2 separate regions of the Homo sapiens genome follow, and region 1 is linked to region 2. A link is a contact called in ENCODE Hi-C or POLR2A ChIA-PET data. All regions are on one chromosome and are shown on one strand. Each heading gives the region's core, a stretch centred on a gene start or an enhancer-like site at or near the end of the contact. The rest is flanking DNA. Distances are from core to core; before and after follow the strand shown. Region 1 has its middle 13 kb from the start of ELOVL5. Region 2 overlaps ELOVL5 (ELOVL fatty acid elongase 5).

Region 1 (4,775 bases), core at 1,681-4,180, 39 kb before region 2:
TGAGCCAGGTGCAGTGGCTTACGCCTGTAATCCCAGCCCTTTGAGAGGCTGAGGCAGGAGGACATTTTGAGCCCGAAAGAAGTTTGAGATTAGCCTACGCAACATGGTGAGACCCCATACCTACAAAAACAAACAAACAAACAAAAAAAAACCCAAAAGAATGGAAAAGAGAAAAGCTTCTGGCCCCTCACAATCTGACTCCATCCTACTTTACCCAGCCTGTTTCCCACTATTCCTCAGCATGTGTCTTAGACCGACTGATCTGGAACATTAATTTGACAAGTATTTATCAAGCATTGACCATATGCCAAGCATTGTGCTAAACATTGGATATAATGGGAAATGAAATGATGTCTGCATAGAGCCTAAAAACAGGTGGGGCCAGCAGACATAAACACAGACAACTGTATAAATAAATATATATTACAAATTGTTATATGCCCTATGGCGAAAGAGTGTCATTATGGAACAGGTGGATTTAAAGAGGTAATCAACAATCACGCAAATAACAGTATCTTAAAAATTTCGATAAGTACATGGGGAACAAAGTAAAGAATCTGATGATAGTGGACCTTATTTCCAAGGGAAGCTTCTCAGAGTGAAAGGTGACAACGTGCTAGCAGCCCTTGCTTGCTCTCAGCACCTCCTCGGCCTTGGCGTCAGCACTGGCCATGCTTGAGGAGCCCTTCAGCCTGCCACTGCACTGTGGGAGCCCCTCTCTAGGCCGGCCAAGGCCGGAGCTGACTCCCTCTGCTTGCCGGGAGGTGTGGAGGGAGAGGCACAGGCGGGAACCAGGGCTGCGCACAGCGCTCGCAGGCCAGTGCGAGTTCCCAGTGGGCGCAGGCTGGGTGCGCCCCACACTGGGAGCTGCCGGCCACGGCAGGCCCTGGCAGTGAGGGGCTTAGCACCCTGGCCAGCAGCTGCGGTGGGGGCACCAGGTCCCCCAGCACTGCCGGCCCGCCGGCACCACGCTCGAATTCTCACCAGGCCTCAGCCACCTCCCCATGGGGCAGGGTTGGGGACCTGCAGCCCGCCATGGCGGAGCCACGCCCCCCCGCCCGCCTGGTGGGCTCCCACTGGGCCTTAGCCTCCCTGATGAGCGCTGCCCCTTGCTCCGTGGTACCCGGTCCCATCGACCGCCCAAGGGCTGAGGAGTGCAGGCGCCCCGCAAAGGACCGGCAGGCAGCTCTGCCCGTGGCCCTGGCACAGGATCCACTGGGGAAGCCAGCTGGGTTCCTGAGTCGGGTAGAGACTTGGAGAACTTTTATGTCTAGCTGGAGGATTCTGTATGTGCCAGTCAGCACTCTGTGTCTAGTTCCGGGGTTTGTGGATGCACCAATCAGCACTCTGTGTCTAGCTAATCTGGTGGGGACTTGGAGAACTTTTATGTCTAGCTAGAGGATTGTAAATGCACCAATCAGCACTCTGTATCTAGCTAATCTGGTGGGGACTTGGAGAACTTTTATGTCTAGCTAGAGAATTGCAAATGCACCAATCAGCACTCTGTGTCTAGCTCAGGGATTGTAAGCGCACCAATCAGCACTCTATGTCTTGCTAAATTAGGTTTGTAAATGCACTAATCAGTGCTCTGTGTCTAGCTAATCTAATGGGGACTTGGAGAACTTCTGTGTCTAGCTCAAGGTTCCTAAATGCACCAATCAGCACCCTGTCAAAATGGGCCAATCAGCTCTCTGTAAAATGGACCAATCAGCAAGATGTGTGTGGGGTCAGATAGGTCCCCTTCCAGGCTGTGGAAGCTTTGTTCTTTCGCTCTTCGGGATACATCTTGGAGCTGCTCAGTCTTTGGGTCTGAGCAGCCTTTATGAGCGGTAACACTTACCGCGAAGGTCTGCAGCTTCACTCCTGAAGCCAGCGAGAACACGAACCCACCAGATGGGACGAACAACTCCGGACGTGAGGCCTTTAAGAGCTGTAACACTCACTGGGAAGGTCTGCAGCTTCACTCCTGAAGTCAGCGAGACCACGAACCCACCAGAAGGAAGAAACTCCAGATGCATCTGAACATCTGAAGGCACAAACTCCAGACACGGCATCTTTAAGAACTCTAACACTCACCTTGAGGGTCCGCGGCTTCATTCTTGAAGTCAGGGAGACCAAGAACCCACCAATTGCGGACACAAGAGGAAGTAATTTGAAGGCAAGATGGGAGGGACAGATGAACTGGATAAAGGGGTACAAAAGTGGGGCAGGGTGGTAAAGTGGGCAGAGGGAACAGCACGCGTAAAAGGCCTAGATGAGAGAAACTCACAGAGAGGAACAGTATGGTGCAAGTGTAGAGAGTGGTGCCAGTGAGGCTGGGCAGGTAAGCAAGGACCCACCTCAGGCAGGTCTTTCGGCCATAGCGATGATTTGGGATTTTGTACCAAGTGCAATGGGAAAGCTATTAAAGGTTGTTTAAGGATTTGGGATTGGCATTTCTTTTTAAAGGCCACTCTGGCAGCTTGATGCAGAAAAGTTCTAAATTCTCAACTTGCAACCTAAAGGGATCTCCTTTCTTTGCTTTTAATTTTGACCTCAATTGCTCTGCCAAAACTCATTGCATACACCATAATTCTTGCTTTGTATTTACTTGCATTGTTACTTTATGTGCTGCCTTCCTTTACTAGTTATTCATAGACTTGACTCACTGATGCACCCTACCCCAACTGTAACCTTTTCCTGTGGGCAGAAAAGATTTCTCAGTCATTGTTGTGTGCCTACAGCATGGAGCAGATACACTTGGCTAATCTGTTAAACCAGATTGCGCTAAAAGTCCCATCATAGTTTGCTGCTTTCCCCCCATCAAAGAGCATCCTGTGACCTAATTAACTCAGTCTTTAATCCAACGGCTCTGTACTCTGCTTGCCACAAAGACTGAAGTCCCTGAACAAGACCTGGGCAGCCCTCCAGCATCCTTGCAGGCAATACCTAGCAACCGAAAGAGGTCTTGTTTTGTTTCAGGTCAGCCCAGGGTTACAAAAGTCATCAACTCACGTGACCTGGCACTTCAGAATCTCAAGGAACTCTCCTTCTACCTTTCATAATACTGGCATGAAAACTATGTACTTAACAGAGTTCTCAAAAAACACAACTCATCTCCAAGAGGTGCTAGTACTCGGCTAGATGCAGTTTTTAGCTAAGGACTCCAAAATCATCAGATTCCTTTTCACCTTCCATTTATTGTGGATTGAAATTTCATGATGTAAGGGAGAGAAGTATGGAAAGGGCCTGAGGCAGGAGAATAGGATCTGGAGGCAGGGAACCTAAAGCTGTTTCACACCAACTTCCTAGAACTAAATTAGGAGGCGGGGCGCAGTGGATCACGCCTGTAATCCCAGCACTTTGGGAGGCCAAGGCGGGTGCATCACGAGGGCAGGAGTTTGAGACCATCCTGGCCAACATAGTGAAACCCCGTCTCTACTGAAAATACAAAAATTAGCATGGAGTGGTGGCGCGCGCCTGTAGTCCCAGCTGCTCGGGAGGCTGAGGCAGGAGAATCACTGGAACCTGGGAGGCGGAGGTTGCAGTGAGCTGGGATTGTACCACTGCACTCCAGCTTGGGTGACAGACCAAGACTTTCGTCCAAAAAAAAAAAAAAAAAAAAAAGAAAGAAAAGAAAAGAAAACCCTAACTTTCCACCCCGAAGTAACAAGAGGATCAGAGGCTACTCCCCTTGACATTTTCTGCCAGGCAGTTGGAAAATTGGGAGTTAGCAACAAATCAGACCGATTGCGGGTCCAGTCTTCCTTTGCAACTTTGTAATTTCACTCCAGCCTCTGAATGGTTGTCTACAACCAATCAGACTGATTGCGGGCTACCACTTCATTTACATGAGGTGAGCATGAAGTGGCCAAAGGGAAACAAACCTCTAGAGGGTATTTGAACCCAGGCAGATTCTGTATCCAGGTCCTTGAGCCTCTGCCCTGGTAGCTCCTACACTGTGGAGTGTACTTTCGTTTTCAATAAATCCCTGCTTTCGTTCTTTCGTTGCTTCATTCTTTCTTTGCTTTGCTGGGCCTTTTGTTCAATTCTTTGTTCAAAATGTCAAGAACCTGGACAATTGCAGTCACGACCGTCTACCGGTGAGAGGCCCACACTTTGTCACTTACAAACTATGTATGACCTTGGCCAGATGAATCTCAGCCTGTTTCAACATCTACAACTGGTGGTAATACCCATCTATTCCTACAGACTTGTTAAAAGGATTAAATGATAAGCAGAAATATCTACCAAGACTTTACAAGCAAGCCAAACTGCTTTCTGTGCTTTTTCTTGTTTTTTGTTTTTTTGGGGTTTGTTTTTTTTTTTTTTTTTTTTTTTTTTTATGGTGAGGCAGAGGGAGTAACCTTTGGCGTCAACAGAAAAGCCACTAGGTTTCCTCTTCTTTTCTTCCCTGGTGAGTGATACTTTTTGGAAGATATCTCAGAAGTTTTTTAAAAGCTCATTTATGAAATATAACAAGACACATTTTCAATATCATGGAACTTAGGAGGATACAAAAAGCAAATATAATTTTAATCACAACAGGAGGAGTCTTTTATTGTTTTACCCCCACTCTCGGGCATCCTGGACACGCATTAACAGTCTACAACGGAGGGCTCATTCACGATTATAAAAGACTGTGAAAGATGAGTAACGATTTAAGGCTTCTCTCCAGAGGCCCTTCCCCAGCTCCAGGTTTAGGCTGAACTGCCCACGGGGACCATTTTCTTGCTGCCTAATCTCCCCCTCTTCTCCCGCCCCACGCGGTTCCACCCACTCGCGCGTCTCGGGAC
Region 2 (4,734 bases), core at 2,023-4,522:
ATTGCTGACTTGGTTTTCTGGTCGAGTGGAATGTTTAACACATGCCAGCCAATTAACATGGCTGCTTAATAAAGTCGAGGTAAAATTTGAGACACTTTTCCGGCCTACCAAGTGTCACAATTCTTCCCAGATTGTGGCAGCCCACTCCTGCCTCCACTTCTTGAGTAGCAATTTCCTTATTTCTTTCCCCTGCTCCTTGGCCTGCCCAAACCTACCAGTCTTTTAAGTGACAGTGGAAGTCCCCCTCCTCTGGTGAAGCCTCTCCCTTTGTCCCAAGCCTGGATCTTCCTCCTGAGCAAAGCCCTCAGCCCTGTGACTCTCTGTCTCTGACTGGGTGCTAGTGGGAAATCAACTTTTCATGTGAGTCTAGTTGCTTCGGTCATTCAGAAACTCTCTCAGGCTCACTGCATCCAGAAGAGTGCTTATGAATACTTGACAGGCATAAATATCTACAGGGTGCGGTATCACATCACCTTCATGGTGTTCCATAAATGATAGGTAAGATACGGGCACTTTTTTAAAAAATGACATTTGGACATAAGTATCAGATATTTGGCTTATGACACAGTAATGGGTATCTTAAGCCTAGAAGTTGTGTTTTAGATTGAAGAATCATACATGATTCTCTTTGGCTGTATTTATCCATAAATTGTCCTGTCCTTGGATAGGACATCTAGACACTTGTGAAGTGGTCATTAGTAAATTGAGTGTGAAACATGGCATTTTGGAGAATAAATTGTGAAGCAACCTCCCTGAAAACTTATTAGTAGGATAGGACATTCATGTTAGCGAGTGGACCTAGGGTGTTGGGCAGAGTCAGGGAGACCAGGTGACTTTTAGCACAGTGCTTTTCTACCTTGTTTCGGTCTAGATGGAACAGGGTTATCAGTGTCCAGAAAAAAAGTCTTTGGCTTCCGGTTAATCTGTCCGCCCCAGCCATTGAAGAGAGTGGGGTACTTATTTATGCAATATCACCCTAGGCCTTTTCTAGTGTTTGTATATCATCTCTCTGCAAGTTTCTTCTGTCAAACCTCAAGCTAATTCTTTTCCTTTTTGATACACTTTGGAGATGAAGAAATTCTGATTTTTTTTTGGTATGATAGCCCATTCCTCTGCTTTCTCTCCAAACTAAGACTAAGTAGTTATCCCAGAGTCGTTGCTATAGACCAGTATTCTGCCCTCCTTCCTGATTCTATTTCTTTTCCTTTTTTTTTTTTTTTTTTTGACAGGATCTCCCTCTTGTCACCAGGCTGGAATGCAGTGGTGCCATCTTGGCTCACTGCAACCTCACCTCATGGGTTCAAGCCATCCTCCTGCCTCAGCCTCCAGAGTAGCTGGGACCACAGGCACACACCACCACACCCAGCTAATTTTCCTATTTTTTGTAGAGGTGGGGTTTCTCCATGTTGCCCAGGCTGGTCTCAAACTCCTGGGCTCAAACGATCTGCCTGTCTTGGCCTCCCAAAGTGTTGGGATTACAGCTGTGAGCCACTGTGCCTGGTCCCCAATTCTTTTAACTCTACTTAATCCATGTTTTTAAATGTTACTTTTAGTTATATAAACTTATGTAATCAATATCCATAGATAGAGATCTGTAACTGTTTTTCTTTTCTTTTTTTTCTTTTTTTTTTTTTTTTTTTTTTTGAGGTAGAGTCTCGTTCTGTCTCCCAGGCTGGAGTGCAGTAGCACAATCTCAGCTCACTGCAACCTCCGCCTTCCAAGTTAAAGCACTTCTCCTGCTTCAGCCTCCTGAGTAGCTGGGATTACAAGCGTGTGCCACCATGCCGGGCTAGTTTTTGTATTTTTAATAGAGACATGGTTTCACTATGTTGACCAGGCTGGTCTTGAACTCCTGACCTCAATTGATCAGCCTGCCTCAGTCTCCCAAAGTGCTAGGATTAACAGGCATGAGCCACTGCACCCGACCCATAACTGATTTCCTTAAATTCTGCATATCCGTATTTTAAAAGGGATATGGGAAAAGCTTGTTACTTATCCTGGCTTTAGAAACTGACTAATATTGGGCCGGGTGCGGTGGCCCATGCCCGTAATGGTCGGGCATGGCCCGATGGTCGGTCAGATGGTCGGGAGTTCGAGACCAGCCTGACCAACATGGAGAAACCCTGTCTCTACTAAAAATACAAAAATTAACCAGGTGTGGTGATGGGCACCTGTAATCCCAGCTACTCGGGAGGCTGAGGCAGGAGAATCGCTTGAACTCGGGAGGCGGAGGTTGCGGTGAGCCGAGATCACGCCACTGCATTTCAGCCTGGGCAACAAGAGCAAAACTCCGTCTCAAAAAAAAAAAAAAAAAAAAAAAGCTGGCTAGTATTGGACGTGGTAGAGCCATTTCTCATTCCATGAAGTTTCTATTTGAGACTTTTTTAGTCATAGCTTCACTGAGATCATGTTATCACTGTATTTGCTTTTATGTCATGTCTAGGCAGGCCTCCTTACCTGAGAATTAATATGACCACGTTTATCCTGTTCCTAGGATGCCAAAATCTGATGATTCATTTGAATGGGGAAGAAAAACCAAATTAAGTGTCACATAAACGTTGTAATTAATGTAACCATTGACTCACTGACATTCTATATTTTACACCATTGTCTTGGTGTTAGATTGTCTTGGACATAAACTGTTCCTCACCTAAATCTTAGACTACTACTTGGGACCCAGTAGTGTGTTACAGGTATCTGTAGGTTGCTAGTTTGATGCATTTTTCTATTTTCCTGACAGTTAAATTTAATCTTAATATGATTGACAGTTAAAAGTGCAGGTTGTGGAGCCAACATTCAGGGTTTGAATCCCATTTTCCAACAAGTGCAGGCTCGGTAACTGAACTTACTGAGAAGATTAAATTAAATAGTGCATGTGAAGTGCGTGGTACGATGCTTAGCACACATTAAGTGTTCAATGTTAGCTACTATGATTATTATCCTTGGTGTGTTTTCTGTTTTTAATGGTGTTATGATCCTGAAGCAAGGGACTCAATAAAGGAAGAATATTATGGTTTCATAATGAAATCCTCTTAACTCATTAGTGAAGCATTGCAATCTGTAATGATGCAAGCTTTGTTTGATGCTGTAACAAATTAGGCCAGAGTTAATGCCATTTCCTGTTAAACCTTGGATAGCTTATCTTAGTACTTGACCAATGTTTTGCTGGTGGAGTCTTCTTTTTCAGTGTGACATAATTCCCAGATAGTGGGCTGGTTGTCCTCGTGAGGATTTTAATGCCCAGGTAGGAGTTGGTTGATTCTAAATGGAAGCTGTTGTGTTTTATGCTGTTTGTTTATTCTAGGTGTGGTGATTGAGCCGAAAAGTGCAGGCAAGAGGAGTCTTTGGGGTTTCTCATTTGTGTCCTGTGACATGAGTATGAAATCTCTCTGTGAGCAAGTAAAAATATTTTTCCAACTGCTCACTTAGTGCCTCCGCATGGGATTGGAAAAGTCAAGCTGTTTTATACTGCTTTATTGACAGTAATACTAATAACATAAACCAAATTTGGCTGACTCAGCTACTGATTAGCAAAAATAGCCTGTCTTCTGCGAAACGTTGTATATATAATTAAAAAAACAACTGGAAGAGTCTTCTTACTTCAAGTTCTTAAATACTTTAAAAATTTGGCTTTTTTAAAGGTAGTTTTGTGCCTCTCTCACCAGAAGTGAATTTTCCCTTGTTTACGGGGTTCCTGTAAAGCTGTGGATGGGTTTGTAGATTCAGTTTTTTAAATGACAGTCCATGTCCCCAGACAGAATAGATATTTAACAAATGCTTGAACTGTGCTTTTTAAAATCCATACTTGTTCTCAAGGATTGCTGTTGTTTATGTGAAGCATAATACTTCTTAGAGGTTTTAAAAATTGGTAACTAGACTTAGCTCCTTGGTTTGAGGGGGAGTTTTTGTGGAATGCAGACAGTTCTATTTACTGTGTACTAATAACCTGAGAGAAAGAAAGGCTCCTAACATGGGTGACCTGTTAACAAATACCAGCTTATGTTCACAAATTAATCCTTAGGCAAGCAGAGCACACACAGCATTTGCCATTTCACTTTTCTCTTACCAGTGTTAGCCGAAATGGCTCTTTACACAAATTTTCAGTGTATATATTTAGTGTTTATTTATTCAGCTGTTGGAATTTCGGTATGATTTATATTTCTGACATACTAGTATAGTGTTTTACATTAGACTAAATTAATGAAGAATTTTTTTCTTCATGAGATTGTCCAGTTATGGCAATGGTTGCAGTTATAAAGGCTGTTTACATAGACCTTGCAAGTGGGAACATTAATACATAAAAATGTTTTGAAAAGGAATTTTTCAATGCATTCTAAGACTCTTCGACCTAATTGGCCAATTTCTGGGAGTCTCACCCATGGAAATACTTTAATATACAGCTAAAGTTTTATGTGTAAAGATGTTTATTGCAATATTATTTGAAAATAGTGAAAACTTGGAAACATTAAATGTCTAATATTAGAGGAATACGTAAAAGTGTTTATATAAATGTTGCTTCAGAAGTCAAATTAGGTTCATGAAAATGATTGCTGGCAGCCTTCATGCAGGTAAATGATCCAAATGCAGAACCGTGGATGGTGATGCGCATGATGTCTGCAGGACTGACCCTGCTTGTGGGATTTAACCCTTTTGTCACAGGTAACGTTATTTGGAAATGTCTCTGCAGTACACATACTCTTTGGTATGGCATGGGCTGTCAATTGCGAGTATGAC

The links. Hi-C counts contacts between places; a loop is a spot of excess contacts on that map. ChIA-PET counts read pairs that join two places held with the same protein, here RNA polymerase II (POLR2A). Pooled maps may share reads with other maps.
Region 1: a pooled map shows a loop between it and region 2 (3-fold over the local background). The contact joins two enhancer-like sites. A Hi-C loop is called at or near these places in 8 of 168 maps with a recorded cell type or tissue (B cell, CD4-positive, alpha-beta memory T cell, CD8-positive, alpha-beta T cell and 4 more), 18 of 37 single-sample maps with no recorded cell type and 21 of 50 pooled maps. POLR2A ChIA-PET finds 5 or more read pairs at or near these places in 25 of 52 experiments (A549, CD4-positive, alpha-beta T cell, CD4-positive, alpha-beta memory T cell and 21 more).

What each region holds. Positions count from the first base shown.
Region 1 is chr6:53,359,831-53,364,605 of GRCh38, reverse strand. No RefSeq gene overlaps it. Among named protein-coding and RNA genes, the nearest start is that of ELOVL5, 13 kb to the right of the region's middle. RefSeq lists enhancers at 4,227-4,734, 4,735-4,775. Within about 2 kb of position 2,930, at least 13 of the 41 ENCODE cell types and tissues checked have a DNase peak (open chromatin) inside an H3K27ac peak, as active enhancers do.
Region 2 is chr6:53,321,163-53,325,896 of GRCh38, reverse strand. All of the region lies in intron 1 of ELOVL5 (ELOVL fatty acid elongase 5), which reads left to right. Among named protein-coding and RNA genes, the nearest start is that of ELOVL5, 25 kb to the left of the region's middle. Within about 2 kb of position 3,272, at least 2 of the 41 ENCODE cell types and tissues checked have a DNase peak (open chromatin) inside an H3K27ac peak, as active enhancers do.